3 separate regions of the Mus musculus genome follow, and regions 1 and 2 are each linked to region 3. Evidence: chromatin contacts called from ENCODE Hi-C data. All regions are on one chromosome and are shown on one strand. Each heading gives the region's core, a stretch centred on a gene start or an enhancer-like site at or near the end of the contact. The rest is flanking DNA. Distances are from core to core; before and after follow the strand shown. Region 1 holds the start of Trim30a (tripartite motif-containing 30A). Region 2 holds the start of Olfr633 (olfactory receptor 633). Region 3 holds the start of Olfr649 (olfactory receptor 649).

What was found. A loop is a pair of places that touch in the nucleus more often than their neighbours do.
Region 1: a loop to region 3 is called in a map of v-Abl transformed pro-B cells, with 2.5 times the contacts of the local background. The contact joins the promoter of Trim30a here to the promoter of Olfr649 in region 3. A Hi-C loop is called at or near these places in 3 of 37 maps with a recorded cell type or tissue (heart and v-Abl transformed pro-B cells).
Region 2: a map of v-Abl transformed pro-B cells shows a loop between it and region 3 (4-fold over the local background). The contact joins the promoter of Olfr633 here to the promoter of Olfr649 in region 3. A Hi-C loop is called at or near these places in 4 of 37 maps with a recorded cell type or tissue (T-helper 2 cell, regulatory T cell and v-Abl transformed pro-B cells).

Annotation. Positions count from the first base shown.
Region 1 is chr7:104,444,464-104,447,413 of GRCm38, reverse strand. Trim30a (tripartite motif-containing 30A) reads left to right here and starts at 1,289. Exons shown (of 8, transcript NM_001357467.1): 1 at 1,289-1,510.
Region 2 is chr7:103,945,213-103,948,385 of GRCm38, reverse strand. Olfr633 (olfactory receptor 633) reads right to left here and starts at 1,818. Exons shown (of 1, transcript NM_146354.1): 1 at 880-1,818. The coding sequence starts at 1,818. The coding sequence ends at 880.
Region 3 is chr7:104,188,696-104,191,540 of GRCm38, reverse strand. Olfr649 (olfactory receptor 649) reads left to right here and starts at 1,336. Exons shown (of 1, transcript NM_147055.1): 1 at 1,336-2,274. The coding sequence starts at 1,336. The coding sequence ends at 2,274.

The sequences.
Region 1 (2,950 bases), core at 40-2,539, 260 kb before region 3:
ATTAGATGCATCAGTATGTGACAATGCTAGGGCAGGAAGATAGGAGTGGGGGAGGGGGAACACCTTCATAGAGGTAGGAGTAGGGGGTTTCCGAAGGGAAGACCTGGAAAGGGAAAAACATTTGAAATGTAAGTAAAGAAACTATCCAATAAAAAAAAAATCCTTAAAAAAAAAAAAGAAAAGAAAAGAAGATTGGTAGTGTGGCATTATTAGAGAAGGTATGGCATGGATGCAAGCTTTCAGGATTCAGTAGATTCTGACCACCAACAACAACATTTTCTCTCTGCCTCTGCCTCTTGTCTAGTTTGTGTCTCAAGGTGTGACTTCTCATTTCCTGCTCCAGCACCTTGTCTCCCTGCCTGGTGCCATGTGTCCTACTGTGGTGGTCATGAACTCTACTGTGAGCCCCAAATGAAACACTTTCCTTACAACTTGTCCCAGTCATGGTGTTTATCCCAGCAGTTCGGAGTAACTAAGACAGATCACATGCAGGAGCCACCACACCTGATTTTGTACAGTGCTGAGGGTCCACCATCAGACTCTATAATGATAGGCAAACACTACTCTCAGAGAAGCTCTACAGATTTCCACCTTTTATTCAGGGAATGGTGTAGCAGTAGTACTGGTCTTTAAACAAATCCTAAATCAAATGGGACCTTGTGAAACATCCTGTAGAGGGACTCCTGGAAAGGGGAAAATGAATGAATGGATCAGCTCGGCACTGTGAAGGGACAAAGTCTATTCAGTTACAGAATACATAATCTGAGGGACATCATGGAACAACTGGAGAGCCCTCTGCAGCTCACTGCTCTCTCTGCTGTGAGGGTGGTGAGGTGTTTCTGCCTGGCTCTGCACATGACTCCTCCCCATTCTGTCCCTGATGGGTGGGAAATCTTGCTTGTGTGGCAGCTCCCTGAACTGCAACTTCCTTCCTGTTCTCTTCCGGTAAGAGTCCAGCTCCAACCTCAGAGGAACACGGCAGCTTTCTGTCCCTAGCCTTGTTTTTCCTTCCCTTTAGGCCACACCTGCCACCAAGGCAAAGCCAAAACAGGAGCTCAAGTGCAGGAGAAGCCCATGGGGAAGGCTTTCTTTCCACATTCCCAGAGGGTCAGGAACTTTTTGGTTGATTGTATCATGAGTCTGAACAAGTGACATAACAAGTTTCTGTAGTTCTGAAAAAAAATGTCCCAAGTTACTGGAAGGCAAAGCTGACCTAAGGCAACTGACTCCCTCTGGTGGTAAAACCTCAGATATTGATGGGGTACCACCCCACTGGTTGGTTGTTTTTAGTTTCTTTTTCTCAGTTCCTGCCCTCACAGTCTTAACTTTCATTTCTCTACTGGCTCCCAAGAGGACCAGCACAGTTGGCTGAATCCTCAGGACTTAGACTCTTGCCTGTGTTTGCTCCTCTCCACAAATCCTGGGTCTCTTGGTTGGTATCTGAAGGTGTGAGCCAATTTTCAACTGCAGAGTTTGGAGGAATTTAGAAGAAGACACAGTCTTTGCTCTGGTGAGTTTAAGTTGAAGTTAAAAAGCAGGAAGAGGTTGGGGGGGAACTGCTGGCTTCCTGCTGAATATTATGGGGATGAGAGCCAGAGACAGGGTGGCCTTGAGGAAGACAGCTCTTATGACCTGTCTGGAAAGGTCCGTTATTTTTCCAAACAGACTCCAGTCTTTTTTCTAATCTTTAATTATGAGTTGCAGCATGAATCTTCTGCTCCAACACAGACACTGATTTCCCTCCAAAGAAGTAGTATAGCCAGAGGGGTGTTTGAAAAAAAAGGTTAAGATTTCTCTGAGTAATAGTAGATTTACCCATGATTCTAAGGGCTTATTTCCTTTGATCTTTGTCTGTGATTGGAAGTCTTGATCTCTTTGCAGCCTCCTATTAATGTACTTGTACTATAAAATAGCCTGAAGTCTGTAGGGAATTCCTAATGTCACTTTAAAATCATTACCATTGCCTACCCTTCCCCATATGCCATATGTCCTGTATCTGAATCTAGATCACCCCAGACTAGTAATTCTGGATACAACGAAAGACGACACAGTAAGATCCAGAGTCCAAGGACCTAATAAGACCAAATCTATTTAGCTAATTTGGGTGCAATTAGTGGGCTGGAGGAGCACTTGCAAGTTTCTACCAGCTCCTAATTTAATCCCAAGGAAAGAGACAGAGGATAGGGTGAAAGGAAGATTGGATGAGATAGAGAGAAACAGAAAGAAACAGAGAGACAGAGAGAGAACAGCAAAGGAGCACTCTCAAGAAGTGACAGCTTTTTAATTCCTGTATATCCCAGGCTGACCTCATGGAATTGTTCTGTGTCAGCCTCCCCAGCTCCTGGGATTACACATGAACATTAGTGCCCTAGGAGGCACAGCAAGAGCTCCTAATTGAATTTGATGACATAAAAGAATGAAAAATGTCTGCTGATAGAAAGATCTAGAGATCTTGAGAACCATGAAAGAAAAGAAAGGACTTGGAGCAGGGAATCCAGGCTTCACCCAAACTAATGTAGACTCCAGAAGACACAGGTCAGGACTTCCTGTGTCCAGGTTGGCTTGAGGGTTCTCAAGAGCCCATTCATCCCCTTTCCCTTTGCTCTGTCTTGCTTTCAATCAGTTGTGTACACCTGTTTTCTGAACATAGCAATTAACTCTCTTAACCACCATATGTTATGAGATATTAAAATGCATGTTTTAGGGTTGTCCAGTTTTTAAATGTGGAAACGTCTAGGGGATACGTGTCAAATTGCTTCAAAAAATGATACTTTGTAAATGAGAGAATTTATTTGCCAGGCCTATTTGGAAAAGGACCATTTCTTCTATGGCATCAGTTCTTTGAACTCTCTTCATTCTTTTTATACCCTTTTTTTTATTACATATTTTCCTCAATTACATTTCCAATGCTATCCCAAAAGCCCCCCATACCCTCCCCCACACTCCCCTA
Region 2 (3,173 bases), core at 569-3,068, 240 kb after region 3:
CAAAACAACAAATTTCATGCTTAACTTTTGAGTACCTATAAGGTTTAAGCATCATTTTGACTAATATAGAATGTTCTACGGTATAGTTAAACTCTAGTTTACTTATTTATCCATTTATGATATGTAAGAATAGTTTTATTGTTGTTGAATTTTTTCATACAGTATATTGCATTTCCCTCCCTCTCCCTCACCTCCTCCCCGATGCTCCCCACTTCCTCTTTCACCCATCTCCACACCCCTTTTCTCTCTCTCTTTCTTTAGAAAATAAAGAGACAAACAAACAAAAAATGCCTAAACAAAATAGAATTAAAAAAAGAAGAAAATAGCACTGGATTTTAATTTTAGAAAGATTATATTATTTATTAATTTACTTATTTATCTGTTTACTTATTTTGTGTGTGCATCTGAGTGCTTCTGATTCTTACAAAATTGAAAAGAAGACATTAAAAAATTCTCTGAAGCTGGAGTTACAGGTAGTTGGGTGGATTCTGACAACTAAACTTTTGTCCCTTGGTAGAGTAAGATGTGCTCTTAACTGATGAGCCATCTACAGCCCTGTCCTTTTGTTTGAACAAAACAAAATGTACTATCTTGAATATTTCTAGAGAGATTTTTGCATTTAAGTATCTGCCATAATAAGGAAACAGACTATAAATTTAGGCCAGGTCTGAGCATCGGAACTGCTGGATTAAGAACATGTGAACAAACTAGCAAGTTAATCGATGCATGAGCTGCATGGCAATGCTTGTTCTCTACGTATTCATCAACATGAGATACTTTCAAGTTTTCTAGCATTGTAAACTAACAGCTCTCTATTTCTATACTGCTTTTGGTAATATGACTGGTGTGGGGGGCCTCTAATTGGTGGGCTAGAGTCTTTTAATATTTTCTTTGAAGAAAGAGTTGTATTAACCCCTGGCGAATCTGCCTGTTCTTAGCACTGTAGATGATGGGATTGAGCATCGGTGGTACCAGAAGATAGATGTTGGCCAGGAGAAGGCGAACAGCAGGTACAGCATGCTTCATGAATCGATGCACCAGAGCCACGCTGATCATAGGCACATAGTACACAAGAACTGCACACATATGTGACACACAGGTATTGAGAGCTTTCCTCCGCCCCTCCCCAGAGGTAATGTTTAGTACCGTGTACAGGATCAACACATAAGAGACAACAATGAGCAGAGAGTCCAGCCCAAAAGTGGAAGTTACGATGCAGAGCCCCAGAATGCTGTTGGGACGAGTGTCCCCACAGGGAAGTTGGATTAGATCTGAGTGCAGACAGTAGGAATGGGAAAGCACATTGTGACCACAGAAAGGCAGACGCTTTAGGAGAAAAGGCAAGGGGAACATGAGCAACAGACTCTTCAATCCAAGTGTAAGACTGGTACCAGCAATGCGGGGCAGAGTCAGGATGGCGGTGTATCGGAGTGGGTTGTAGATGGCGACAAAGCGATCCACAGACATGGCTAGAAGAACTCCTGACTCCATGATGGAAAATGAATGTATGGAGAACATCTGCAAAAGGCAGGCTTCAAAGCAGATTTTATTGGCACCGAGCAGAAAGATGCTGAGCACAGTGGGCAGGGTCGAAGCAGAGACACCAAGCTCGGAGAAGGCCAGCATGGCCAGGAACAAGAACATCGGCTGGTGCAGAGAACTGTTTTTTCTGATCACAGCCAGAATGAGGGTATTGCCCATGATGCCTATAGTATATGTGAAACAGAATGGGAAGATCAGCCAAGGGTACCATGCTTCCAGACCAGGGAAACCGGTCAGCAGGAAGTATTTTGGGGTGAATTGACTGCTGTTGAACATTTTCCTGTGCTTGATGTCTGGGGACTTTGGTTTGACAGGGCCACAGATATAACCTGACATAAAATGCAGCTTATTAGCTTATTGTAGATGAAAAGAGACCGGCCTGCCTTCCGTCCTTCCTTCCTTCCTTCCTTCCTTCCTTCCTTCCTTCCTTCCTTCCTTCCTTCCTTCCTTCCTTCCTTCCTTCCTCTCTCTCTCTCTCTCTCTCTCTCTCTCTCTCTCTCTCTCTCTCTCTCTCTTTCTTTCTTTCTTTCTTGTCTGTTATGGTCTACCAATTCATGTCTCACCTACATTATGACCAACTCAATGTGACCATCAATGCAATATAAAATTGTTGTGATTTGCCAGCATGTATGTATATAGAAGACAATATGACAAGAGACTGTACTAATCTCAAGCCAAATTAATTTCTTATTGTTCTTATGGTGTTTTACTTTCAAGAATGTATTGTTCCCCTTTCTCTAGAGAAAGAAGGCATTCATTAGAAAGACTAAAATTAATTAAACTAATTGACTAGGAATTCTGTATATTTATATTTAATTTCCAGTGGTAGATAGAGATAAGAATTAAACGAGCTATGACTTTAATTGTATATAGAATTGGGCAAGTGATAAATACACCTACATTTCATTTCTACCACTTAAAAAGCAGTCAAAGCAACTTTGAGAATACAGAATTATTTGCCTTTACTTTCAAAAACTATCTCGAGAATGGGCTCAGCTCTTCATCAGTATCTCTTGTAGGATTCCTTTGTACTTTACACACAGAGATGGAAGCAAGTGCAGAACAAGTCTATGCATCAGAGGTTGATGGGAAGGAGCATTTCGCTCACTAAAATTTTTCTGGGTGCAGACAAGTATTGTGTTCTTTCAGAAAATTTCTCCACCATTGGTTGTCTCCACACAGAACTGTGAGGTTCACTGCATGAGTGGGGTGATGGGCAAGAATATAGATCTTTTAGAGTATATATCTGAATCAACTCAGCAGAAATGAGGACAAAATATTAACATGTGTTTGATACCCCTGAAGCCATCCCCAAGAAGGCAGTGAATCTAATTATCTCATCAAAGAGAAAAACATCTCTCAAGAAGAGGGAATGTGACTCTGCTTGCTAATATATGAGAAAACGTCCTCTATTCAGCATGGGGGTGATTTCTCACTTGCTGAGATATGCGGGAACTTCTGATGCTGAGCATATGATGTAACCTCTGTCATCAGATGAAGAACACATATCTGAAGCCCTCCTGGAAACAATGAAGCTTGGCATGCTGGGAAATGTCCTGGAAAGAGGCTGAGGTACTGGCTTGTAGGTGACTTCATTCCGGTCATCTGCTTTCTAGAATGTGTAAGTTTTG
Region 3 (2,845 bases), core at 87-2,586:
CATTTAGAATAAAAAAATTCTGTGTTCACCCACTAGAGGTCCTTCCAGCATTATATTTAGAAAATACAAAGACTCAGTCTTCTCCAACTCTTAAGCGTTTTCTCCTTCATCCTTAAGGTAGATTGGAGGCTCAGCTTCATATCTACTTCACGAGGCGGCATCAGGCAGTCCTGTCTCAGAGAGCTTGTTTCTGCAGGTTCCAAGGAGGACAGTGACCGAAACTGGGGTGGGTTGGTGTTTTGACAGATCTGGGTTCCGCTTAGGACTGTTCCTTTTACATCTTAAAATCTCTTGTGAATCCTTGCCATTTCACAAGATCTGCATGTACCACCAGGTAAAGGGTGACCCCATGAAAGAATACTGGTCATGGAATCTAGTGATTTGGCTCCTTGGCCAGAGGGATGACTTGAGTTTCTCAAAACAAAACAAAAGAAAAAGAAACAAATCCTTCCCCCCACCTCCCCCAAACAAGGTATAACTGTGTATCCTTGGCTGTCCTGGAACTCTGTAGACCAGACTGGCCTCAAAATTACAGATTATCTGCCTGCCTTCGCCTTCAGAGTGCTGGGGTCAACGGAATGCGCCACCACCATCTGGAGACAAAATTCATTTTTAACGAAGGGTTTCTAAATGAGATAACACATTAGACATGTTGGAGTAAAGTAGGCATCCAAAATTGTTAAATTACTTCATGTTCCCGATAGTGGGACATTCTCTTTAGTGTAATCCTATTCCTGAAGGCAGTTAGAATACTTTTCCCTATACATATCCATGCAGTGATGAATTATATAGACTCAGGGAAAACATGGTCATTTAAATAGGATTAGCATTTTATAAACTGGACAAGTTATTTCTCTTGATTTGGTTTCTATTGAAATGTGGGAATTAACACCAGGGGTCTGATAGCTCTTTGTTAAAGTCATGACCATGACTCTCTTTGGGGTGGAGGGGAATTTGTTTGTTTATTTATTTACTTTGTATGTGAGTGTTTTGCCTGAATGTATATATGTGTATTTATTATGTGTGTGCCTGTTGCCTGCTTAGATCAGGATGTGGGACTGGATTTAGCAGGTGACTGTGAGCCACCATATCCACAAAATAAGTGTCAGAAATCGAACATAAGTCCCCTGGAAGAGAGGCCAGTGCTCTTAACCACTGAGCCATCTCTCCTGCCCATGAGTATTGCTCTTAATGGTAATCGGATTTTCTTTTTCAAATATAGAAAACAGAACTGCTCCCAAAGAGTTTGTGGAGAAAGAGTGAGTGCACAATTGCTCATGCTCACCATACACGCTTGATTTTAGGACAGAAGAACTAATTATTCTTCAGATCTCAATGGTTATGCACAACGTGAGTAGCTACAACACTGGCCCCTTCACTCTCTCGGGCATCCCTGGACTTGAGCAGTACCATGTCTGGATCAGTATCCCTTTCTGCTTTATCTATCTCGTGGCCATCCTGGGCAACAGCATCCTTCTCTACCTTATTGCAGTGGAACACAGTCTTCATTCCCCCATGTTCTTCTTCCTTTCCATGTTGGCCATGACTGACCTCATATTGTCTACCACCTGTGTCCCCAAGACCCTTAGCATCTTTTGGTTTGGTCCTCAGGAAATCAGTTTTCCTGGATGTCTGACTCAGTTATTCTTTTTACACTACAGCTTTGTCTTGGACTCAGCTATCTTATTGGCCATGGCATTTGACCGCTATGTGGCCATCTGTTCACCCTTGAGGTATACCACTATTCTCACACCCAAAACCATTGTCAAAATTGCTGTGGGAATCTCTTTCCGAAGTTTCTGTGTTTTTGTGCCATGTGTTTTCCTTGTGAATCGCCTACCCTTCTGCAGGACACACATCATTGCCCATACCTACTGTGAACACATTGGTGTTGCCCGGCTGGCATGTGCAGATATCTCCATCAACATCTGGTATGGGTTTTGTGTCCCCATCATGACAGTGATTATAGATGTGATCCTCATAGCCATCTCCTACACTCTCATTTTATGTGCTGTTTTTCGCCTTCCCTCCCGAGATGCACGCCAGAAGGCCCTGAGCACCTGCGGTTCCCATGTCTGTGTCATCCTCATGTTCTATATACCAGCCTTCTTCTCCATCCTTGCTCATCGCTTTGGGCGAAATGTCCCCCGCACTTTTCATATTATGTTTGCCAACCTGTATGTAATCATCCCACCTGCACTCAACCCTATTGTCTATGGAGTGAAGACCAAGCAGATCCGGGACAAAGCCATTCTTCTGCTCTTCCCCAAATGATCTCAGTGACTGAAGTCTTGGATCTTGGGCCATTTCATAAAGTATAGTAGGTAAAAGGCTGAACCAGCAACCACTGACCTCCAGGAGACGACACATGGAGCTATTGGGGTTTTGCTTTCTTAGTTATTTTATGCAGAAGCCTCCTCAACCATTTTAGTTTTAGGAAAAGAAGCTCAGAGTTTAGAAGATAAAGGTATTTATCTCGCTTCTGAAAATAAACAACTTATCTTAAGGAGAATCTTTCAATTCTTTTTGGCTGTGCTAAGGTAATAAAGACTCATTGATAACAATGGAAGTTGCTGTTCTGTTTTCACTTAAAATATTTGTGACAAATCAGTTATTTTTTTACACACACCTTAATTCTGTATTTATGCATCATAGTAAGGTAGAAAATTTACTGCTGATCCTATAGATTTCTATATTAAGAAAATTAAATTTGTTCATTTGTGTGTGCATACATGTATATGTGTGTGTGTGTGTATATCAATACGGACACGTGCATGACACAGTTTTCATGTGGAGGCCAGAGGACAACTTGTAGGGAAGGTAGTCCTCTATTTCCACTATGTAG